2 separate regions of the Mus musculus genome follow, and region 2 is linked to region 1. A link is a loop called in an ENCODE intact Hi-C map of the cell type or tissue named here. Cell type or tissue: left cerebral cortex. All regions are shown on one strand. Links, peaks and the distances in the headings refer to the core of each region. The heading gives the core; the rest is flanking DNA. Region 1 has its middle 89 kb from the start of Cavin2. Region 2 overlaps Tmeff2 (transmembrane protein with EGF-like and two follistatin-like domains 2).

The links. A loop is a pair of places that touch in the nucleus more often than their neighbours do. Peaks named below come from ENCODE experiments on the same cell type or tissue, not always from the same donor. Only the 100,000 strongest peaks of a DNase experiment are listed, where the experiment ranks them.
Region 2: a loop joins it to region 1, with 5 times the contacts of the local background. A loop is called at or near these places in 2 of 42 quality-filtered maps.

The regions. Positions count from the first base shown.
Region 1 is chr1:51,193,872-51,205,385 of GRCm38, reverse strand. No RefSeq gene overlaps it. Among named protein-coding and RNA genes, the nearest start is that of Cavin2, 89 kb to the left of the region's middle. In left cerebral cortex, for the core only: no CTCF peak of the experiment used is centred there; a DNase peak (open chromatin) is centred at 5,740; H3K27ac peaks cover 1,011 bases.
Region 2 is chr1:50,973,871-50,985,384 of GRCm38, reverse strand. The region is part of intron 4 of Tmeff2 (transmembrane protein with EGF-like and two follistatin-like domains 2); the gene reads right to left. Among named protein-coding and RNA genes, the nearest start is that of Tmeff2, 52 kb to the right of the region's middle. In left cerebral cortex, for the core only: no CTCF peak of the experiment used is centred there; DNase peaks (open chromatin) are centred at 4,029, 4,579 and 5,837; H3K27ac peaks cover 1,610 bases.

The DNA.
Region 1 (11,514 bases), core at 2,130-10,129:
ATAGAAATGCTACATACCTTATACACCAAGTTTAAAATACCCTGGTTGCCATACTTAAAGGAGTGAAAAGCAACGGGTGAGAGTAGCTTTAATAGTGCATTTTATTCAACCCAAGTAGCTAAAGTGAAATAATATTACAGACTAAGCCAGACACACTGTAAGTACTCAGTTGCTGTTCTAGACAGTGCATGTCATATTGGACACTGCAGCTCTTACATGGGCTTATATTCGGACTCATTAGAAAATAGTAATCTAGTCATTTAAGTCTCCCTACAAGTCATTTTGAATTTGCATACTAATTGTACCCATACCTCTGATAGCACATTGGCAGAGCAAACTCTGGAGGAGGCATTTTAACTGACAAGAAGTTGATGAATATATTTAACTGTATTACTCTAATATACTTGCTATATCTCTTCTAATTAAAATAAGATTATCTTACAACGTCTGAAATGAATATCTGGCATAATAGACTAGAAACATGATGAAAATGTTTTCATTAAATGCAAAGATACCCTGCAAGGCATGGTATTTTATCTCAGATCTCTAATAACATTAATATACCCTTTTAATCTCGGAAGCATTTAAAACTTAATAGGAACTCCTTAAAGAATGAGAAAATTATAAGGGTTGAGAAGTTACTTTAACTTGAACGAACTCACAGTTCATGGCTTGAGTAAGTGTAAAACTCTTCACTGGTTAGTGCCCATATTTTTGTTTATTCTTCCACTGGTTTCAGAAGCCGCATTTGTTGGGGTAAGGTGGGCATATCCAAAAGAGGGTGGAAGTGGGGATTAATGATTTTACTAAGAATTCTTCTTGGTTTTGGTAGAAGCCCTTGACTTGACTGCTCTTCTTACAGGAATTTGTGTGCACACGCTTAGGGACTCAGGACAAGTGATGTGAAAATTTTATCTCTAGTTCACAGATGGAGTTCTGAGGATACTGTAGTTGCTCATTCATTAGCTTCTTTCACCTCATACTTTGCACATAAGTATCCTTATTTGTTGCTTTTCTGTAATAGATGAGCTGTTCATCGATAGTATCATTTTGTTACTTGTATTGTTACCTGACTTCTTTTCTATTTAAACTGCAGACAGCAAAATTCAGTTGTTCCCTAGAGTGTTTTATCTAATTTCTTTATGCTTGATTTGAATAAATAGAACAACATTCTACTAAAGTTTAGAAGGACAAGATTCTGTTCCTCTCTGTTTTAGGGGTTGATGTCTGCCCTGGGTAACTTGAAGTTTTTTTTTTTTTCTCTTTTCTTACTTTTATAGCCATTTTTTTTTCTGGCACAGCGCAGAGATGCTTAGGACAAAAAAAATTCAGAGACAAATGTGGCCAGATGTTGCTGCTCTGGTTAGAAACGTATATTTCTTGGGATTTTCTCCAGTTAGTGTTTCCTTTTCAAACATGACACCACCCACCACTGGAGTATGGGGTATTTTTTGTGTAACTTGTGTCTCATGTAAGAGACACACAGTAATCAGCATAACATCTCCTAGGAAGCGCTAATCTGCTAGATCCAATAAGATGGTGTACTAAGACCTAATTTGATAAAATGCGGTAGGAAGACCAGAAGGAGAGATGATCAACACCTGCAGGGAGAGCCACTTCCACCTAGGGATCCAGCTTCCGTGAATACGTACAGAAATGGCTGCAGAGGGTCAGTGCATCCTGAGAGAGCTGCATTCAGTCTTCCTTGTAGAATCTAATGAATTTGCCTTCAAAACCAGTGCTGGACCATATGAAGCCAGTACTGCAGAGGACTAGGGTGGGGAAAGGTTGTCAGAACAGCAGAAAGCCCACGCGATTCTTATGTCCAATCCTTGGACCAGCGTAGGTGTTGCTTTTTTGTCTTGTTATCTTTTTGAATCCCTTACAACTTCAATTTCTGACTCTACGATGCCTCCATTTTTCCTCCTCTTTCTGCTATTGCTTTTAAAATAAGTTAGAGCAAAGAAAGCTTCATATTTATTCCATTACTCTCGTTCCTTGAGGTTAAGCCTTTGGCCCCACCCCCTGTGCCTGATCATGTATATACAAGGCTTGTCTTTACTTTTCTGTTTTTGTACAAGCATCCCTTTCCATTGGCCAGCAACCTTGGCCAGTTGAACCCACACTGAACATTCACTATAACAAGATATTTTTTTGTTTTGTTTTGTTGTTTTGTTTTGTTTTGTTTTGGTATTCTCTGCCATCCATCTTTGAAACCTACACAGACATCGAAAGCTCCTCATTTTCAGGGTGTTTGTGAGTAAAGCAGGTTAACTGAATTAACTGTTGGATTTTAATTTTCCGTCTTTAATGTTAAGCACCTGTACTTGTAGGTGTAGAATAACAGAAAGTATTCAGTGGCGAAGGTTCAATTGTGCCTGACACACAGGGTTGGTAAAGGGCTGCAGATCTTCAGGGAAATTGTTTGATAACAGCATCCTCAGAGCTACCAAATTTGTAGCATTGGAATCAACTTGCTATTATGGGCCACGATTGAACGTGTTTTAAGTGGTGACTGTTTGTTCAAACAAAATATTCTACTGCTTCATTTACGAGCATTTAGAACTCCCCCTCCTACCCCTTGGCTGGTTCTGACCTTTCTACTCTGTATTTTAAAGATCCCTAGACACCCAAGCTGAGGAGTTCTCATGCTTAAGCTGACCTGTTAGCCTTCTCAGAGTGCCCGTTGCTTGTTTGAACTTTCAGTTGACTGACCTTTTCCCCTCACTCTAAGCCACAGGTCAGAAGTAAATCCTTTTGGGTACCACAATGACTTGGCAATGTGAGCGGGTTCATACAAGTTAGGAGGATCTGTGTCTCTTCAGCTAGACCTGGCTGGTTTAGATTCTGAACAGGCTTCAGTTGTTTTCTACAAGGATATTGCACTGGTGACAGGCAAGTGTCCTTTTTCAGAATCACCTGGGGAGCTTATTAAACATTTAAATTTCCATTCTTCTTGTGGGAATTCAGACCAACTGAATCTGAAAATATGGAACCAGGGTGAACAACTGTCTCAGATAATTTTCATGCATTCAAAACTTCTTCTGTATATGGCTTCAATTGCCAGCTTTCCTTTCTTTCTGCCTTCCTGCCTTCCTTCCTCCCTCCCTCCCTTCCTTCCTCTCTTCACTCGTTCCTTCCTTCCTTTTGTTCTTTCTTTCCAGTGTTGAGGATGGCACTCAAAGCCTCATAAACGCACTGCCAACTGAACTAAATCCCCAGACTTTTTATTTTATAATTTAAAACGCTTCTGAGGTATTTATCAAATGTGAAGCAAAGGATAATAACAGTGCATACTCTTTTAGCACAACTTCAGGAGGCTGCCGAACACATTTAAACAAATGCAGGCTTCCCGTTTGTGTCTCATAATCCCTGAATTACAAAGCATCGACTCCTTGCCAAGGCTTGTTTAAGGCTTCTTCACCATTGTAACTGGTCTTTATCTTCTGTTCTTTAATATGAATGCTACTAGGAGGTCATAACTTCTTATCTGGCAGCCACGCACTATGTATACAAATTCTCATTATAAAAGGATGAGACTTTTATCAAAGGGAAAGTTGCATTTCCTCTTCAGTGTCAGAAAACACTCCCGGGTAGCCTTTTTCATGAGAGGAAAGTCTATGAACCATGTGTGTTGCATGGGCAGAGTGTGGTGACCGTCAATATGCTCAAGTAAAAGCAAAAAAGTAAAAGTACCTATGTGATTAGCTCAACTTTCAGGGTCATAAGTAATCATAATAAAGGAGCAGCCCTAATTATCATGTCATTCTCATATGTGACATAGTAGGGATGCAAAGGACCTCGGAGCACACTAGGTCTGCACTATGAACCATATTAGTGTGTTAGCAGATCTAGGTACTTTTGATTAACGAATGAGCCCTGATTTCTTGATAGGATGCCATGGCACTGGTCATTAGGAAAAATCAGAGGTAAAAATATGGAGTCCATTAAGGAAAGCACAGTGGCTGGGCTAGTGGCCTGCTGTTTCCTTTGAAAACTATATTTTTCACTATGTGACACTACCTTCTTCCACCTGATTGTTCAACAAGAGGAGAGCTAGCTTAAGCTTAATGGATTGGATTTCTTTGAAGACTGTGTCATATAAGAACAGCAGACTGTAGGAAGGAAATTGGTGGCCTTCATTTGATTTCTGGTAGAGTTAGAGACATTCATCCACTTCTTGCACTTGACTCTCTTTCTTTCATAACTTTTTCACTAACATCTTTCTTAAATTTTTGAAATTGAAGGAATTTAACCTTATTCATTGGCATGATCCATGTAAAAGATTTCTTTATATAATTTATATAGCTGGTTAGGAGTCAGATAGCTGCATGACCCAGCTACTGCTATGCTACAGAGCAGGCTGTCAATGAGTCAGCATGTGTCTGGAACCAAGTAGGTGTTGATTATTTCCACCGCCCAGCTTTCTTATAAGACTCATAGAGCTCAGAACCCACGCAGAGAATTCATCCTTAAGATTCTATTCCTCTACAATAAATGTCAGAGTCCAGTCCTGTGTAAGTTCCCTGTTGTCATTTAGTATATTATTCTAAAACCTATTTGGTAAAAACAACGAATATTGATTATATCGTAATTTTTATGGGTCAAGAATTCAAATTACTTACTTGGGAGGTTCTAGCTTAATGTTTGTCACAGGTGATGGTGAATTTACTGGTTGGGACTGCAGTTATCTAAAGGGTCAATAGGAGAAGGATCAACGTTCAAGCTAACTGTGTGGCTATTAAGAGGTCTCAATTCTTGTTTCATGAACTATTTCATATCACTGGCTTGTGATAATGCTCAGTGACTTTTCTCAGAAGAACTCATGTATGGCCCCAGTTTTTACAAACAATATTGACATGTTTCTGGACTGAGGTGGAGACGAGTTACCATATCTAGCGACAAGGGAGATCAGTGAAATATGTCATTGGTCAGATGTTTTGATAGGACACAGCCAACCTGCTATGACAGGGCAGGGTTAGAATAATGCCTGTGCTTGTTTTTTTGTTTTATTTTGTTTTGTTTTTGTTTTTTTTTTTGTTTTTGTTTTTGTTTTTGTTTTTCTTCTCTCCCATCACCATACTTGAGGTAAATTACATGTAAGCTGAGCCCACTTAAGAGCTAAAGAGAAAGTCCAGAGTTGTCCACCTCCCAAACCACAGGGAGGCCTTGGGCCAGGGTGTGGATTGCAGGGAGTGGTTTTGAGGGCAATGGGGGAAGTTGTTCAGCAGAGCAAGCACATATAGCAGCTAACAGCAGTCACATGCACAGTGAACAGGTGTGCAATTAATGTTAAGTATTATAATGATTATCATTGCCTGCCAAAGGGTCTATGAATGCTGATTAACTACATTAGAATGTTTGTGTGGGAGAGACCACAAAGAAACCTCATTTTCCTACCTACGGAGTTTGAACGTGAGGATCTCCGCACCAGGAGAATTGCCTAGCATCATTTACCTCAGGCAAGCTAAGAGAAAAAAATCTCATTCAGTATGATACTCTACCCAATGACCCATTAATGGACCTTCCCGCTTCACATTCTCACTGGTACAGAATGGTAGAAAGCTTCCTACATTATATGTTCTAGCATCTCTCCAGATCAGACATCAGCTCCTACCCGAGAGCCAGCCTTGCTAGGCACGGAGGATGGATGTAGCTGCAGCAAAGCTCTGCCATCCAACGTTCCTCCCACCCAGCTGCCTGCTTCTATCAGCTCCAACAGCCACAAAAGTTGCCACTCCCACGTAATTCAGCATACAGCATTCAGAGGGTTCCTGAGCATCAGGTTGGATACCAGCAACAGATGGAGCGATGTGTAACATGGAGAGGTAGCAAGGAGCGGTGGGCAGTGAGGCAGGGAGCCATATGGGCAGTCTGGGAGGTGAAGTGCAAAAAGCAGGGTGGCAGCTCTTGGTGCACATGTGGAGATTCCTAGGAAGCTGTGGTTTTCACCTATGCTCTCTCCCTTTTTCCCTTTCTGTCTTTTCTGTGACCACTGTCCAAATGGAGCAAACCTTGTTGCTCATGTGTTCTGCGACATGGCATGTCTTCTCTGCCCCACAATTCCAAGCATCTCTCCAAGGTTGAGTTTCAACAGCTCTATTATCCTTTGAGGAAGAAGCCAGTGTGGCACAGATGGCATTTTAAACGTATTTGTTTCTGTGTCAACTGCTCTGTTCTGAACATAAACATGAATTTGGTGCCTTCACTGCTGTAAGTGATAAGCTGCAACAGCGTCACTTGTTTCTGAGTTAAACGACAGCAACAAAATGAAAAATCACCATTAAAAGGCGATATTTGCATATTTTATGCTGTCAAAGAACATGGCACTAATGTAGCATAAGGAGAATTCTTAAACAGAAACAACACACTTTTCAAAAATCTAAGGAAGGTTTTTTTTAATGCTGAAATTTCACTTATAAAAAGAAACAGGGAATGTTTATTTCACTGGCAAAATAATAAAAGCACTTTGGGGTGACATTTTTAATAGCATATTAATTTGAAATTGTAATTTTGAGGAGTAATTTCATTTACATAAACACCAAATGCATTCTAAATGCTTGGTATTATCATAATGACTGGAAATTAAATTAATAATGATAGGGAAGTTAAAATCTGACATAACCTTCTTGAAATTTTTTATCTACTCCTATTGAAGTCACACACTGGACTTCGTTTGTTGTTTTAGCTTTGCAGTTCTTCAAATTTGGGAGTTTAAATTGACTTTCAAGAGGCATTCATAGAAACGTGAACCAACCAAGCATTTTAACAGCTGCATGGCCTGATGGGTCATTGACATACACACACTCGAGACTGTAAGCACACACACACACACACACACACACACACTCCATAATGTTAATTACATTGCTCCTTTTCATTCTAAATTATATCTAAGCTATGGAATAAAATCAAGACATTCACAAGGCAGGGAGGTTTCTTTACCCACCCTGAAGATACAGGTATTACTACAACTGTTTCTGGTTACAGGACTCCTTAGGGTGGATTCTTTGTTTTCTTTCTTTTCTCCTCTTTCAAGAGCTCATGTGCATCAAGAGCACATGATGATGGTCAGTAAGTCTCATCCTGCTGAAGGCTGCAGGCCCTTTAATGAGACACGAGGCAGCAGGTAGTCTTGATTCAGAAGATTTGTACCATTTGGAGATTCAAAGATTGAGAGGTAAACCTGGAATTTGTTTGTTATATGAGTCACTTATAGAGTGAACAATTCTCTCAGGAAGTGTAAACACGATCCAAAGCACCCAGTAATGCCTGCTCGTTGGTAAGCTTTTGGTCACTATCGTACAAGGTTTTGGTCTCTTTGTTTCTTAGACTAGATTATGACAAGAAAGTCAAAAGAATATGCCACTAACTATGAAACACCAGGCAACACAAGGCAAATTATGTTCCACCCAGAACTCTCTTTTACTACCAGAATGCTCTGCTGATACAATTTCAGCATGCCTTGGCCATAATATCTCAGGGTATCCCACTGCTTGGGCAAAACTTCTCAAATGGCCTACAGAATAACCATTTTACCAAGATGGTGCTTGTCCTGCCAATCCCAGTGACTCTTACTCATTTCCTTTTACCCAAGCTTCAAAACATTAACTAAAAGAGAATGATAAGATGGATTTCCACAATTTATTAAAATTATTTATTCTGAGATTTGAACCACCCACTAGTAGACTAAGTTGCTGGGTATCAGAGATCTTACAGCTCATTTGTATAACAATTTCTATCCAGAAATTGAAAGTACACAGCTAACTCCATGCTAGGGTCCCATGTACGCAATGTGGAAGGACATAGAGTTGGAAAAGCCCTTTATAGTTAGATAAGGGTGTTGCTTTTAATATATTTCCATTCTCACAGCCTCTTCCTGGAGTTCAATGGACCCAAGACAGATTTGAATGGGCTCAATGGAGATGACAAACAAAACAAAGTCAAATCCCATGGGATGTCTACTTTACTTTTCTTAAACCAAGGAAGAAAAGAGTAATGAAATTTTAATAATAAACATACAAACACATAATAGCAATATCTGCAGTTAAAACCTGTTTAGTCTCTGCTAGTATCTTATAGGGCTGCCTCCAATACATCTGATCTGACCTATTTGATGAATGAATGAGTGAGTGAATGAATGGATGGATGAATGAAACTGAAGTCATTCTTGGACTTCTACCAAAGATGCTGTAGAAATTGCTCCATTCATCTGACCTTACAGGGCTGCCTCCAATCCATTTGATCTTCCTAGTCATATCTATTGATCATTAGCCAAGCAGGCTCTTTTTATCTGAAAATTTAAAGCATTGTGGTATAGTATAATAAACACTACTTTGCAAATAGCTTTCCCCCATCTCTCTCTCTAAACTCCTCTTCCTGTCCCAAAAAGCTTGGAAGGTGAGATCCAGCGTTGCGGGCTGTCCTGAGTGGCCTCCCTGCTTGCTATTGCTGAGAGAATTTATTCAGAAAACAGTTCATTTGTGGCTGTCCCCATGGAAAGGATCAATTTTATAGCTCTTACCTTGGTAGCTTTGGAATTACTGATCTTCGGTGGCCAAGGTTTTTTTTTTTTTTTTTTTTTTTTTTTTTTTTTTTTTTAATAGCACTTGGGATGCAGAGGCAGGCGGATTTCTGAGTTCGAGGCCAGCCTGGCCTACAAAGTGAGTTCCAGGACAGCCAGAGCTGCACAAAAAAACCCTGTCTCGAAAAACAAACAAAAAACAAAAAACAACAAAAAAAACTGTATCCTTGAAAATGGATGGGTATTGACAGAATCTGGACCACGAGAGACTCTAGTGTGTGCTATGCCTTCTCCCTTCTCGCTTCTCGCTGCCTAACTTCATGTATGCTTCAGTTTTAGCCTATACCCAGTCCACCTTTTGCTATTTCTGATCTCAGAGCCAGTTAAACAGCTGTTCTTTCTTTTTACAAAAGAAAAACCCAGAAGCAAGAGATGCTGATGGGAAATAAAGGCATACACATTCTCATCCTGGCTATTGGAAAGGGTTGTGTCTGACACCGGCCACACTGCTTCCTGCGTGAGCTCTACTGCACTGTCCTTTTTTCTTTCTTTGGCCACTGGTGTTTCACAAGACCCCGTTTCTTCACACTGTCCATCATGGGTGCTGGAGGGATGGAATGAGAGACAAGGAAAGATCACAGTTTTGTAAGTGTGTCTTGGAGTTCAAGTGCCTTTCAGAAGCATTAGATCATTTTTAATCTGATGTCTCCTAATTAAACGGATTGGGAGATAAAATGCATCCAACAAGTGTCAGAATTATAGAAGTTAAAAAGCTCTGGGAGTAGGCAAAGCCGTTTGAGTTCCTAAACCTTCAGGAGACTGAATGTCCTTGAGTGCTCTCCTAGCAGGGAGTTCCAGGCCTCAGCTGGGGGCTTGCTGTCATGTTGTAATCACTATAATTTATAGCACACCAGCTTCATACCCTTTGCCCCATCAGGGAGCCACCTGGAAGCTAAGTCAGCCTGATGCAAGATCAGAATAAAGGAAAAGGAAAGGAAAAAGAATGCTAACTACTCTCCCCCTTAAAGACTCTGTAGAATCAGTGTGACCTTTAGGGCATCTTTTTTGAGGACTAACTTTCAAAATGAACACACCTTCAGTTTCTGTTGCTATGTGCTATTGGAGGGTGGTATCATATGTATAGAGCAATTTATCCAGCATCTTTGGTAGAAGTTCAAGAATGACTTCAGTTTCATTCATTCATTCATTCATTCACTCACTCATTCATTTATCAAACATTACCAACTGGGTTATAACAAGACAGACTTCTAGATCTTAGGAGGGTGGACACTTCTTGAAGTAATGTTAGAGACATGAAAAAAAAAGGTAAATATGAATGTGAACAAGATAAATTCTGGGATTCTCTCACTTTTGATGTCTAAAATTATCTTGTTCAACTCTTGCTCTTGGCACCTGTACTTTAGCTAGAAAGAGACATTGTATTGCTAAGATTATTCTGATGGGGGAATGGGCAGGAGGAGAGAGAGGAAAGGTAGAAACAAAAGAGCCAGGAGCAATGTATGTTAGACAGGATGGCTTCCACAGGAAACATGAAAACCGTCAGAGCAACTGCAGTAGCACTCAGATAAACCCTCACCTGCTCTACAGGTAGGTGAGAGATGTACTTGTCTTCCCAGGCAAGGATGACAACACGGTGTAAAAAAATCGATTTGGGGTTGACTTGGATTCTCATGTTAACATTGCCCTCTTCCAGTTCTGACACTGGGTAAGTTATTTGTAAATTTCTAGTTATATTATCATGAAACTGATATTGTTATAAGATATATTAGAGACTCACTACAAGAAATAAGTGAAAGAACATTCATAGAGTGACCCAAAAAATTCCCGTCTCTTAAAAAGATGAGCAGGAGTAAATGCTTGCTGTTCTCTAGTTTATCTCTATTCACAAATTGTAATTTTTTTGTGTGTATAATACATTACTGCAATCCATAAGCTGTGGTAACAGTTTCTTAAAATTCTCCACGATGACTAGTAAAACTAAGTCAGTGACTTGTCACATCCCTAAAATTACTTGTGTAGAGTGCTAATGGAGAACTACTTAGGTTGAGTTGGATTTTTCAAATGTCTTCAGTCAGTTGCTTTGATTGTTGACTGGGGTGAGAAAATCATGGCAGAATCCAGGCAGCACCACTTCATGGGTTGGGGCCTGAACTCTCTAAGAATGAAGAATGTTACCTGAGTATGCGCAGTCTAGCAACCAAGCAAGATACCCTTGCTTTTTGTTTGTTGCTGACTGTTGATGTGATATGACCGGCTGCTTGAGTTCTTGCCTTGATGCTCCTAAAATGCTGGGCCATAACATGGAATTATAATGTCCTCAGTTGCTGCTTGTCAGATATTTCTTCATAGTCACAGAAATGAAACCAGGACAGGACAGCTCATTGCATTACTCCCAAGCTCAGCGAAGGGTCCTGACTGTCACAGGGGAAGGGTTTTGATTTGTCTATTTACTCTCAAATCCAGCAGCGTTCCTTTGAGTCAGACCACTCTTTAAGTTTGAACTTTTAAGGCATTTGGTACTGTGAAGGAACAGCTCCATGAAGGATCAAAGAATGGAACATTCAAGGTCAATTCCAGCATTTTAAAGGAAGGGTGTCACAGTCCTGGGCAGAATAGGAAGCAGCTAGACCTAGGGAGGAAGCAAGGTAAGAGAATAGAAAGCCCTTGACTTGAAAGAAGCAAAGCAGACCAACAAGAATCAAACATTGTGTCTCTGCAGTTTGGCTAGAGCTCTGACAGAGAGATCTGCAAGGACGAATTGAAGGAAGTAAGACACAGATGAGTGGAAGGATTTTCTCCTAATCTCCAGTGGCTTCACATTATCTCTAGACGTTTGTTCAAAAGAAATCTTGTGAAACCTTCCCACAGAAGCCTTGGGGAACTCAGACCTGAACATGCCTCTGCACGTCATAGCTAGTTGCAGAATAAATGTCAAGAATTCTGAAGGGAAGTGATTTTGTTTCCTGGAT
Region 2 (11,514 bases), core at 1,066-9,065, 220 kb after region 1:
CAACAGTAGTTTTACTAAATTGTTTAACTTTTGTTCTGTTCTTTATGTGGTAGATAAACCACAAAAATATTAAACTAGTGTATTTGTGTGTGTGTGTGTGCGCTTGTATGTGTATATGTGTGTATGTATATGGTGTGTATGTATGAGTGTGTATCTGTGTGTGTATATGTATGTTTGTACATGTGTATGTATGTGTGTATGCATGTGTGTGAGATGATACATTTTAAAATACGCTATGTCTACCATATAATAAAAATGAGAAAGCACTCATTCTCCAAAACATTCACGGATATTTCTTCTGTAAAACTGAGCAAACACATGTAAATTTCTGCCTGAGGAGAACAGAATATGTGTAAGGTCACAGATTCCAGAAACCATTTCTCATATTCAATCACCAGGTGAAACCTTGGTTTACTTCTTTGCATCTCAGTTGTCATCTATGTCTTTAGGACTTATTAAGGTAATTAAGTGTTTATCCATAGAAATCAGAATAGTGGACAATATAAGAATTATTTATACCTTGCTACTCTGGTATTTCTAGAAATTCATGCCCTGATGAAGAACAAGGAAGGAAGAACTATCTTTCCTCTCTTTTTCCTCTCCCCCTTTCTCTTTTCTCTCTCTCCATGGCTGATGGCTGAGAAAAAATTCTACTTGTGAACAATCCTGCATACCTTACCTTTTACTTGAAAGCCATTCACAACAGTGTAAAAAATGGTGGACATGCCTTAATCTCCGTCTCTCTCTTCTTTTCTCTTCCCATTCTGTTATTCCTCTCTTTTCTCTATCCCACCTCACTCTTTCTTCTTTCCCACCATTTCTCCATTTGACCATTTCAGAGTTGAGATCACATCATTCCTGAGCTGAGTGCAATGATTTATTTATTTATTTATTTATTTACCTTATTTTATTTTTACTCCTTTAATCTGGATCAATTTTCTGTACTCTTACAGCAATGTATAAGATGTAGGAGCTAGTCGGGTCAAGGACACCACAAGAAAACTCACAGAATCAACAAACCTGGACATATATAGGGCTCACTGACATGGAACTAACAATAAGGGAACCCACATGGGTCTAACCTAGGCCCTTTCTATATATGCTATAGTTTTGTAGCTCCTTGTTCTTGTGAGACTCTTAAAATAAGAGTGAACAGAGGCCTGTTTCTGATGCCCTTAACAGCTTTGAGAATCTTTATTCTCCCACTGGATTGCCTCACCCTACCTTAATATGAAAGGTGCTAAGTCTTACTGGTTGATATCCCTGGGATACCTACCTTATAATAAGAGGAAAAGTAGATTTGGGGGAAAGAAATGGGAGGGGAGTAGAGGCTGAAGGGAGGGAGGGGGAACTGTGGTTCAGATGTAATACATGAGAAAAATTAATAAAAATAATAACCATGTATAAAAAAGATGCTGGATATGCTCCTCTGACTATCTCTGTCTCTTCTATTTCCACTCTCTCTGCATTTTGTCTCTAATTACTGCTCTTCTTTCTCTCTCCTCTGTCATCTTTCTGTCTCCTCTACAAACTGCTTATAAGATTCAGTTAGCAACATAGCCTATATCCAAATGTGAGCAAGTGGAGAATTAATCATGTACACATCTGTATTTACTATTACCTCAAAAGATATAGACGAAGAAGAATTGACAGTCTTCACAAAATGTAAATAGCGCACAAGAGTGAGTAACTGACACTCCATCATCATTTCAGATGCCACGACAATGAAAACCATGAGAAAATTTAAGCTTTTTAGGTAGGAGAAAAAGAGCCTGTTCCCCAGTAAGAATATGGTAGAAAATAACCAATGGGAACTCTAGGTTTGTTCTTAAGGAGGTCTTCTGATTGTGTGTGTGTGTGTGTGTGTGCGCGCGCGCATGTGTGTGTGCATATATGTGTGTACATTATGTGTGTGCGTTTGTGTGTGAATGTGTATGTGTACTGTGTATGTTGCATTGCGTGGGTGTGGAGGGGGAGGAGACTAAGAGGAATAGAACCACTTACTGACTTAAAATATTTTAATTAATATTCCTCATTGATTCTCTTGATCCAAATGATAGTTATGTTGGTATTTGGAGTCTAATGACAGCATTTTCTCTAAAGCCCAACTCTCAAACTCTTCTGTGAAGTGTCTCCTCACTCATTACATTAGTCACTGTAGAATGCTGAAATTCTGATTCACTGGGGGAGGGGGGAGTGGTGGATGCCTTGTTTCTGAATTCGTAAACTTTACAGAGGCTCCTAGCAATAGCCTGCATTTGTGTGTGTGTGTGTGTGTGTGTGTGCATGCACGTATGTGTATGTGTGTGTAAATTATTTTTAAATTGCATATTATCTAACAATACTTTTAAATTTATAAAGAGAACAAAAGTCCTTCAACAAACTATACTTAAAACACCTAGCTGAACTCTGCATCAGGGACCCGTAGTCATATCCGTAGTCAATCATGGTGATGGCCATGATTATACTTCTCTTGTTTATAGGTTCTTGAGATCTAAGCAATGTTGGCTCCTTGGGAGGCTGCATTGGGAATGTTTACACATGGTAAACTCAAAGAGAAAGCTATGGCTACAATAAGATAGGCTATAACTACGAGAAAACATGAATATTTCAATGGTAATTTTAAGACATCATAAGTGGGTTTTGTGTTTATCTTAAGTAATATATTAAAATCATCACTAAAATTTATGAGATTATAAGGAGACTATGATGTGACCCTACTTCAGACTCCTGCCTCTGGAGCTCATCTCCTATCATTAAAATATCTTGGGTGATTTCATTTTGTAGTATTTTTGGTATCTATTTTATTTTTAAAACAGCAAATAGGAATGCTAGCAGAGACTAATATCTCATAGTTCAAGCAAGGGCTAAGTCACAGAGGGCAGGCACCTGCTCTGGTGGACTTAAACTTAGCTTTTATTATCAGTCAACAGCTAAATTGTTATCCATGTATGCTACGTCTTAGTTGAACCTTAAGTGACCTTTTCATTTCTTCATAACCAATAGTAATTACTTTCGTGTGGTCAAAGAGAGGTCTGTCTCTGAGTTGCAACATCTCAATCATTAGCTATTGGTGGTTATGATTTTTCAAGCTGTAAGCAGTTTGCTTTCTTGTCTACATCTCTAAGGTAAAAATAAATAGTTACAATAGTGTATTAGCTCATGTTTTACAAAACTGCTTCAGTTGTGATATACATTTTTAATATAATAATCTGACTGCACTATGATGAAATGTTCTAGAATGAATGAACTCATAAAAATTCATTGGTAATGCCTGTTCCTCAATTAAGGAAAGTCTGTCTATGAAGCTTAGGAGAATTGCTTGTAATGAGTAGAAAGCTCAATCATGTTTCCCACAATTATTGCAGCTAACACTTGCATTTGGATTGTGCAGACTGTCAATTTAAGCTATCTTCCAAGGACAGGCTCTACTGACCTTCTGTGCATTGGTTCCCTCGAAAAGAAAAAGGTCCTGATTTGTAGGATTCTGTGACTATTTCATTTGGAAAATTTGCAAAGGAATTTGTCCAAATATAACAAGTATTTTGAAGAGTGTTCTTGATCTGAAAGGTTTCACGGTTTCACAGTTTTCTTACATTATGAATATCATGGAAGTGGAAAATGAGGTTACCAGAATTGTAATTATGTACTTGATTGACAGCCCATGGACAAACTTGAGATCTCTGTTCCCCCAGGCTTGCATTTCCTTTGCCTTGTCCTTCTTATACCTCATGCATTAAGGAATTGTGACAATTGCAGAACATCTCTGGGGTCCTTATTACACTGCCTGTGATCTCCCTGCCTAAGCAGAGCTGTGTGGTACATCGTGGATGATCAGATAGGCTTTTCACAAGGCAGTTTACTCTTTGTTAATATTGAAGAACGTTACAGCAAGTGATCTGAGGGAATCTAAATGGCCGAAAGACACATTTAAAATTATATATATATTTTGGTTCCAAGGCCATTGCAGAGTAAAAGCATGGTACAAAATTAATCTAGCCAGTTAGAGAGTGCAAGAAACACAAAGCATCTGCTGGCCGCCTCTGGAAGAAAACAGTGGCGTTTGTCTAGACTTCATGATTCATTTTTGGCATACGTTGTTACTGCTGGAAGCCAAATTATCACAGCCTCATCTAACAGATTACCTCCCAGGAAGATTTTTAAACATGTGTGGCTTTTTAAAAATTGAAACAAGTGTATTTTTAGATTATCTTCTGTGTCTAGGAGGTCCCTAAGATCCAAAACATCTCCATATATATATAAAACCAAAAAGACTGGCAATAATGAACTAGAGACCTGCTTATTTTTCTCCATCTCCCTGCACCACAAGCAAACAATCTTTTGATGCCCATGGCTTCTAAGCCTCTAATTTTGCTTTCAAATCCGGCTCATTGTCTTCTAGAGTTTGCTGAGTTGAAGGGAGCTGGGAACCCCAGAATGGCATCCAGAGGACGCTTTCTCCAGAAGCTCTTCCCAGCCTGGTGAGTGTATTTCAGTTTCACGTCAACATTTATTTTCTTCTGCAACTTAATTTGCACAGAAGCAAGCAGTACTCCTCTGCCTCCAAAAATACGTGTGAGTGGGTGTGTGTACAAGGAGAGGCTAGCAGAGTGAGTGGGGTGGGGGAAGCATTGAGGGAAGCTCAGCTTGTGCCTGTGCTTACCTTCAAACTTCTGTATGAGAATCAGGGCCGTGGAGCTCTTTTGTGAATGGGCTATTAGTGTTGCTATTTCTTAGGCAACAGAGTTCTGAATGTATGAGATTAAGACAGGGAAGAAGTAGAAGCAAGCACTGCATGAAGAGCCTGGGTTTCATTTATGAATTCCATCTCTACTACACCAGTAAACTCTCCTCTGCCTTGAAGCTAAGGGTGAAGGCAGTAAAGGATGCACATACTCCTGCGCAACAGTAAATGCACTAGACTGGAGTATGTCAGAACATCAGCTTCCCACCACAGATGCATGTAATAACAATTCCATTCTGCACTCACAACTATGTACTTTCACATGACTATAAGTTGATTCATCTATTGAACAAGTGATGCAATGAAGGCAAAATGCCACCTAGCCCATCACTAACTGCGTTCAGCTTTTGTTCCCTATGTGGTCTCTGCTGTACTCCCTAATCCAAAAGACTCATCACAGAACAATTCCTTGTAAGTCTCTGATGCCAATATTTTGTTGCCATTCACCTTTTGTGCTGATGTTAGTAAGCCCCACTTGTTTTGTTTATCTTGCATAAATAAAAATATACTATTAAAAATTTAGTTGTGTAAATCTCTTCCAAATGTAAAATCAGTTAACCTATTATATTTTTTAAAAAATACAGACAGGATAGTGAGACATAGACATTATTAATTATAAACTACAAGCTTACATTGACCAGAAAATTAATAGAAACTCTGGTGTAGCAAGTGCCAGACATGTCCTAGAAAATAGGGATCAATGTTGAAATCATCACAGTTCATTTGTCTTAAGTTTTTATTGTGCATCTTGGACAACACATTCAACTACTCCTTCCAACACTGTCCTGTCCAAGACTATTTACAAAGTTTAAGCAACAAACCTATGAAGCAGAGACCCGAGTGTGTGTGTGGTGTCTCCCATAGTGCACAATTAATTATTCCACAGCAGGACACAGAATAGCAATATCTTGCCTTTATGATACATGGACAGTTCTCTGCAACCCACTAAGTTTCCTTCTGGTTTGACTTTATTCCCCAAAGTGTCTCAGACTTAAGGAACTGGTATTGTTCCCTTCAACACAGTCCACTGTCTAAACAGTGCCTCACTGTTTATTTTTACATTGGCTCCTATGAAAATCCCCAGACAGTAAGCAGATGGTGGTGGCAAGAATCTTGTCTCTGTGATTCCCTTGGCAGCTTCTCTTTGTCTTGAGTTCCAGGTCCTCATTAGTCCATACGCTTGTAGAAAAGGCTCACTCCAGCATGTCAGGTTCGCATTTTCGTTCTTTTTAAGGAGATGAGTATTAGATGGGTTACATAGTATTATTTCCTTTGAGTTGGTCTCTTCTAAAGATGATGCAGTACATGGTTTTAATATCAGCATCACTTTGCTAAACTTTTCTGTGATTCCAGTGTCCGGTAACATCCAAAGAGAAACATTAATTTGTTATATTTTCATGATCCTTATAACTACTAAATGTGAATTTATTTAGAAAAATAAAAAATATATTATTGACGTGTAAATTTTAGTATATCCAGATTCACGTCAAGGAACAAATGTGATGTTAAAAGAACTCTGGCAGGCTCATGCTAAGGTGGATTTGTTATTCTCAGGCCTGGGACTCTGACATTAAGTCCTAAGACTTAAGCACTCTTTACTCGTTCCCTCAAGGCTTCCTCTACTCCACACCAAAGAAATAATTTTTTTCCACACACTTTGCCTACATTTAGATCTGCCATCCTTGGGTAATGTCCCGAGAAGCTGCATTATTAGAAGGAAGGTAGATGTCTTATTTCCATGGAGGGCATAAGAAATGTACGCTTTACAAAGGTTAGCCCAGACATTCTCTAACATTCAGCCAAAGGGAGTCTGAATGGAATAAAATGGTAGGTGCTCCCCACGGAATGAAGGTAATTGTTCAGAGCCTTTGTGAACCATATTCTTAAAGAATTAAAAATGGGTTAGGAGGAAGATATTAAGGTCCCATAATCACAAGGAAGAAGGAGCAATCTGGAGAAGGATGAGTTACCCACCAAAGAATAGAGCACTTGTACATAATCAGAAATGAAGCACACCAGGGATCTGCCCATTTTTATTACACAATACTCACTAATCTGTATTGTTTAACTCAGTGCGGGATAAGCATGACAGAAAGTCATGGCAAAGAGCTCATTTTGACATTGTAAATACTAAATCTCACCAACAGACAGGATGACTACTCACAGGTTCTCTGAAAAAATTATAGGAGCATCATTTTCTTTAACTGGCTAAAGTCAGCACTAAATCAAATATTATGCTGTAGGTTATTTTATAGCTAGTATACTATCTTATTGATATTGTATTTAATTGCAATTTGCAATTTACCATCATTTTTAACCTCATGGAAGGTAGTTAAGCAAGAGAAAAACCATGATAGTAGTTAAAACAACAGTATCTTACAGAAGAAATTGGATGTTGCTACAAAAGTCATGAGTGGCCAGAAGGGAGGAGAATTACATTACCAATTGATTGGCTTATCTACTGTTATAAAGCCACAGTATCTATGAACTTCATTAGCACGATGCCCTCACATGGTTGAAGGCCACCTGTTTTATATTATACTCCCCTACATTATATAGATAGCCATCCGTTTTAGCAAAGATTACAGACTGAGCAATTGGAAATTATTTAATCAGGTGAGCCACTTGATCCATTAATGGTATCTGGTTTATGTCAACTAGCAATTGTTATTTGCTTAATACGTACTCATAAGAACAGTTGTAATAACTTCTGGGCCATTAGATTAAAAGGATAAGAAGCACTGAAAATTGTTTTATACTGTCATAAACAAAAATGGCAAAACTTAAATATAATCAAACATTATTTCAGTGTCATAAAGACAAACAGTAATGTCATTGCCCGTTAGAATCCTAGTATTGAGATTTGTGCATGAAGACAATAGCCAACTTCTTGTCTCGTGTCTAAAACTAACAACTGTTAAGTTTAAAATTTTTCATCAAAACTACACAACTTATAGTTAAATATTTAAACTACTATTCTTAGAAATAATACTAAAGTTCAATAATTAGTTTAAATGCCAAAGAGACATACTACCTCTGCTTAAAGAAATATATTTCATAAATAGTAAAAAATGTAGTTTAAAAGAAATGATGTCTTCATGTACTTCTTTATGGTACTAAGGGCCTCATGCATGAATGCAAGCACTCTATACAATTCAATTTTGTGACCAGTCTTTTTGATTTAACTAACTTGAACTTTAATGTTACTTGTAATTTAATCAACATCTTTATATCCAAATTTTATATTTCTTTTTAAAATGAAGAAATTTTCATGAACTTTAGTTAAAATTCTATGAGAGTAACTGAAGCAGAATTTTCATGAACATATAAAATACATATTATGCATTCGAATGTAATTCCAGCTTAAGTAAAATGCAGTAGCTCTTATAATCTAAAAAGAGCTATTTTCATGAAAGATGACAGTAATAAAATCTCTTTGGTTGTATATTTTTTCTGGTGATTGAGACATCATACATTTATATAATGTGCTTTGCTAAAATGTGTTCATTACCATTCCTCCCCACTCAATTCTTCCTCTATCTGCATCAACTCAACTTTTCCCTTCAAGTTCATGTGTCCTCTGCATTTTAAAAATCCACATCTGATATGCCCAAAATATATGAACTCAAGAAGCTAACCTCCAAAAAACCAAACAACCCAATCAAAAAATGGGGTACACAGCTAAACAGAGAAATCACAACTGAGAAATCTTGAATGTCTGAGAAGCACCTAAAGAAATGTTCAAAGTCCTTAGTGATCGGGGAAATGAAAATCAAAACGACCTTGAGACTCCACCTTACAACAATCAGAATTACTCAATCAAAAGTTCAGGTGACAGCACATGTTGGTGAGGATGTGGAGAATGAGGAACACTCCTACATGGCTGGTGGGATTGCAAACTGCTACAACCACTTTGGAAATCAATCTGGAGGCTCCTCAGAAAATTTGAGCATATACCCAAAAGATGCTCCACTATCTCACAGGGGCACATGCTCCACTATGTTCATAGTGCCCTTATTTGTGATGGACAGCTGCTTGAAACAAGCCAGATATCCTACAACAGAAGACTGGATTTGGAAAATATGGTTCTTTTACACAATGGAATACTACTCAGCTATTAAGAATGAGGACATTCTCAGTTTTGCAGGCAAATGGATGGGACAAGAAAATATCATCTTGAATGGGGAACTCACACATGCATGATATTTACTCACTAATAATTTTATATTGGTCAAAAAAGTACAGAATAAATAGGTTATAATCCACAGAACTCAAGAAGATTAATAAACAGAAAGGCTCAAGTGAGGATGCCTCAATCTCACTTGGGAGGGAGAAGAAAGCAATCACTGGGAGCAGACAGAGGGAGGGACCTGGGTGGGAGACTAGAGGGGGAAGGGAAAAGAGGAACATAATCAGATTTTGGGGGGAGGGGCAGGAAGGAATCCCTGAGGGCCAGCAGAATGAATTGGAATATGCAACCTCAGTGGGTGGGAGGAAGGGGAACCCTCTAAAAAATACCAGAATGTGAGAATCTCAAGACTCAAAGGGAGGGGCCTTAGATGAAATGCTAACAGTGGGGAGAGGGAACTTGAATACTCCAGTAGAAAGACAAGCCATCAAGTAGAGAAATGGGGTTGTCATCCCACAGTTAAAAACTCTGACTCAGAATTGGTCCTGTCTAAAAGAACTGCAGGGACAAAAATGGAGAAGAGACTGAGGCAAAGTCAGTCCAGTGATCTGCTCACCTTAGCATTCATCTCAAGGAGATGCTCCAAGGCCTAACACTATTACTGATGCTATGATGTGCTTGCAGACAGGAACCTAGCATGGCTGCCCTCAGAGAGGGCCAACAAGAAGGTGACTGAGACAGAAGCAGATACTTACACCCAACCATTGAACTGAAGTTGGGGACCCCTGTGGTTGAATTAGGGAAAGGCTGGAAGAAGCTGAGGAGGAAGGAGATCCCACAGGAAGACCTGCAGTCTCAATTAACCTAGACCCTTGAGATCTCTCAGACACTGAGCCACCATCTTGGCAACATACAGGAGCTGGTCCAAGGCCCCCAACACATATACAGCAGAGGACTGCTTGGTCTGGCCTCAGTGGGATAAGAGGTGCCTAGCCCAGGAGAGACTTGAGGCCCCAGAGAGAGGCCTGACAGGAGGTTAAGGGTAGGTTGGGGATATCCTCTTGGAGACAAGGGGGAGGAGGAATGTGATAAGGAACTGTGGGAGGGCTGACTGGGAGGGGGGGGGTAACTATTAGACTATAAACATAAAGGTAATAATAATAATAATATTGATAAAAGCCAATTGAGGATTGAGCCTGCTCAGTATTGCTTCTCTGTAGTAGTGAGCATATGCAGTATCTACAAGAGAGTGAATTCCCTTTCAGGGACCATACCCCACGAAAACTTATCTTATCCCTCTGCCCCAGAATCCAGAAATTGCCAATTGTTCCTCCACTAGGGAAGGACTTTGTGCCCACCTCCTGCCTTCATGGTACAGTCCTAGTTGGTTTGATATTATACAGGGCGTGTCATTGCAGTCACAACCAGAACCACTGGAGTTTATGTGTTTGGCAGCTCTGTCATGTTTGACAAATAATTTTTCTGTTCACATATTTACTACCTGTCTTAGTCAGGGTTTCTATTCTTGGACAAACATCATGACCAAGAAGTAAGTTGGGGAGGAAAGGGTTTATTCAGCTCACACTTTCCACATTGCTGTTGATCACCAAAGGATGTCAGGACTGGAACTCAAACAGGTCAGGAAGCAGGAGCTGATGCAGAGGCCATGGAGGGATGTTCTTCACTGGCTTGCCTCCCCTGGCTTGCTCAGCCTGCTCTCTTATAGAACCAAGACTACCAGCCCAGAGATGGTCCCACCCACAAGGGGCCTTTCCCCTTTGATCACTAATTGAGAAAATGCCTTACAGTTGTATCTCATGGAGGCATTTCTTCAACTGAAGCTCCTTTCTCTGTGATAACTCCAGCTGTGTCAAGTTGACACAAAACTAGCCAGTACACTACCAGTAGCTCTTGCAATTTTACAATCCCCTTCCATAATTATCCCTAAGCCTTGAGGTGTGTTGGCTTTTTTTTTTTAATTTTTAAAATTTATTTTATTTTATTTTTTTGGTTTTGGTGGTATTTTGTTTGGCTGCTTGCTTGTTTTAATAGATGTCTCATTTAAACTGATCATTCCACATTATTAATCCCACCTACTATAAAAAGCACTTTTTGGATGAAGGTGGGGAGATACATTAATGTATGGGTGTAAAATAAGAACTTGGAGGATAGTTTATTAATATGTCCATTTAACAGAATAATAGTATTAATCTCTCCTCTAAGACTTATGACCTAGCTGGTCATGATTCATTACCCATTTTATGATATAATCATGGGTTCTGTGGAAGGGGTTTTAATCCAACCCTCCCCAAAAAATGTTTGGCTAGTTCCAAAATATTCATACTGCTAAATGCAAGAATTAACTCATCTTGCTAAATCAGTCATTATATTAGCTCTCAGGGTTCACATTTTGGTAAGACTATTCGTTATTTTTCTACCCTAGTAGTATGCATAGATCTTTTTAGTTCTATGAAAGCCAGAGAGTAAAGACGAAGCTTTTAGATTGGTACCAGCATGGTTTTTCCATGTCTTGTCATATGGAGTATTTTAAACAGCATCTTATTATCAAGTTCTAGAGAGCAACCAGGAACAACTGCAATTGAAATGATATTGGAAGTGTTTATGAAAAACCACTGACCAG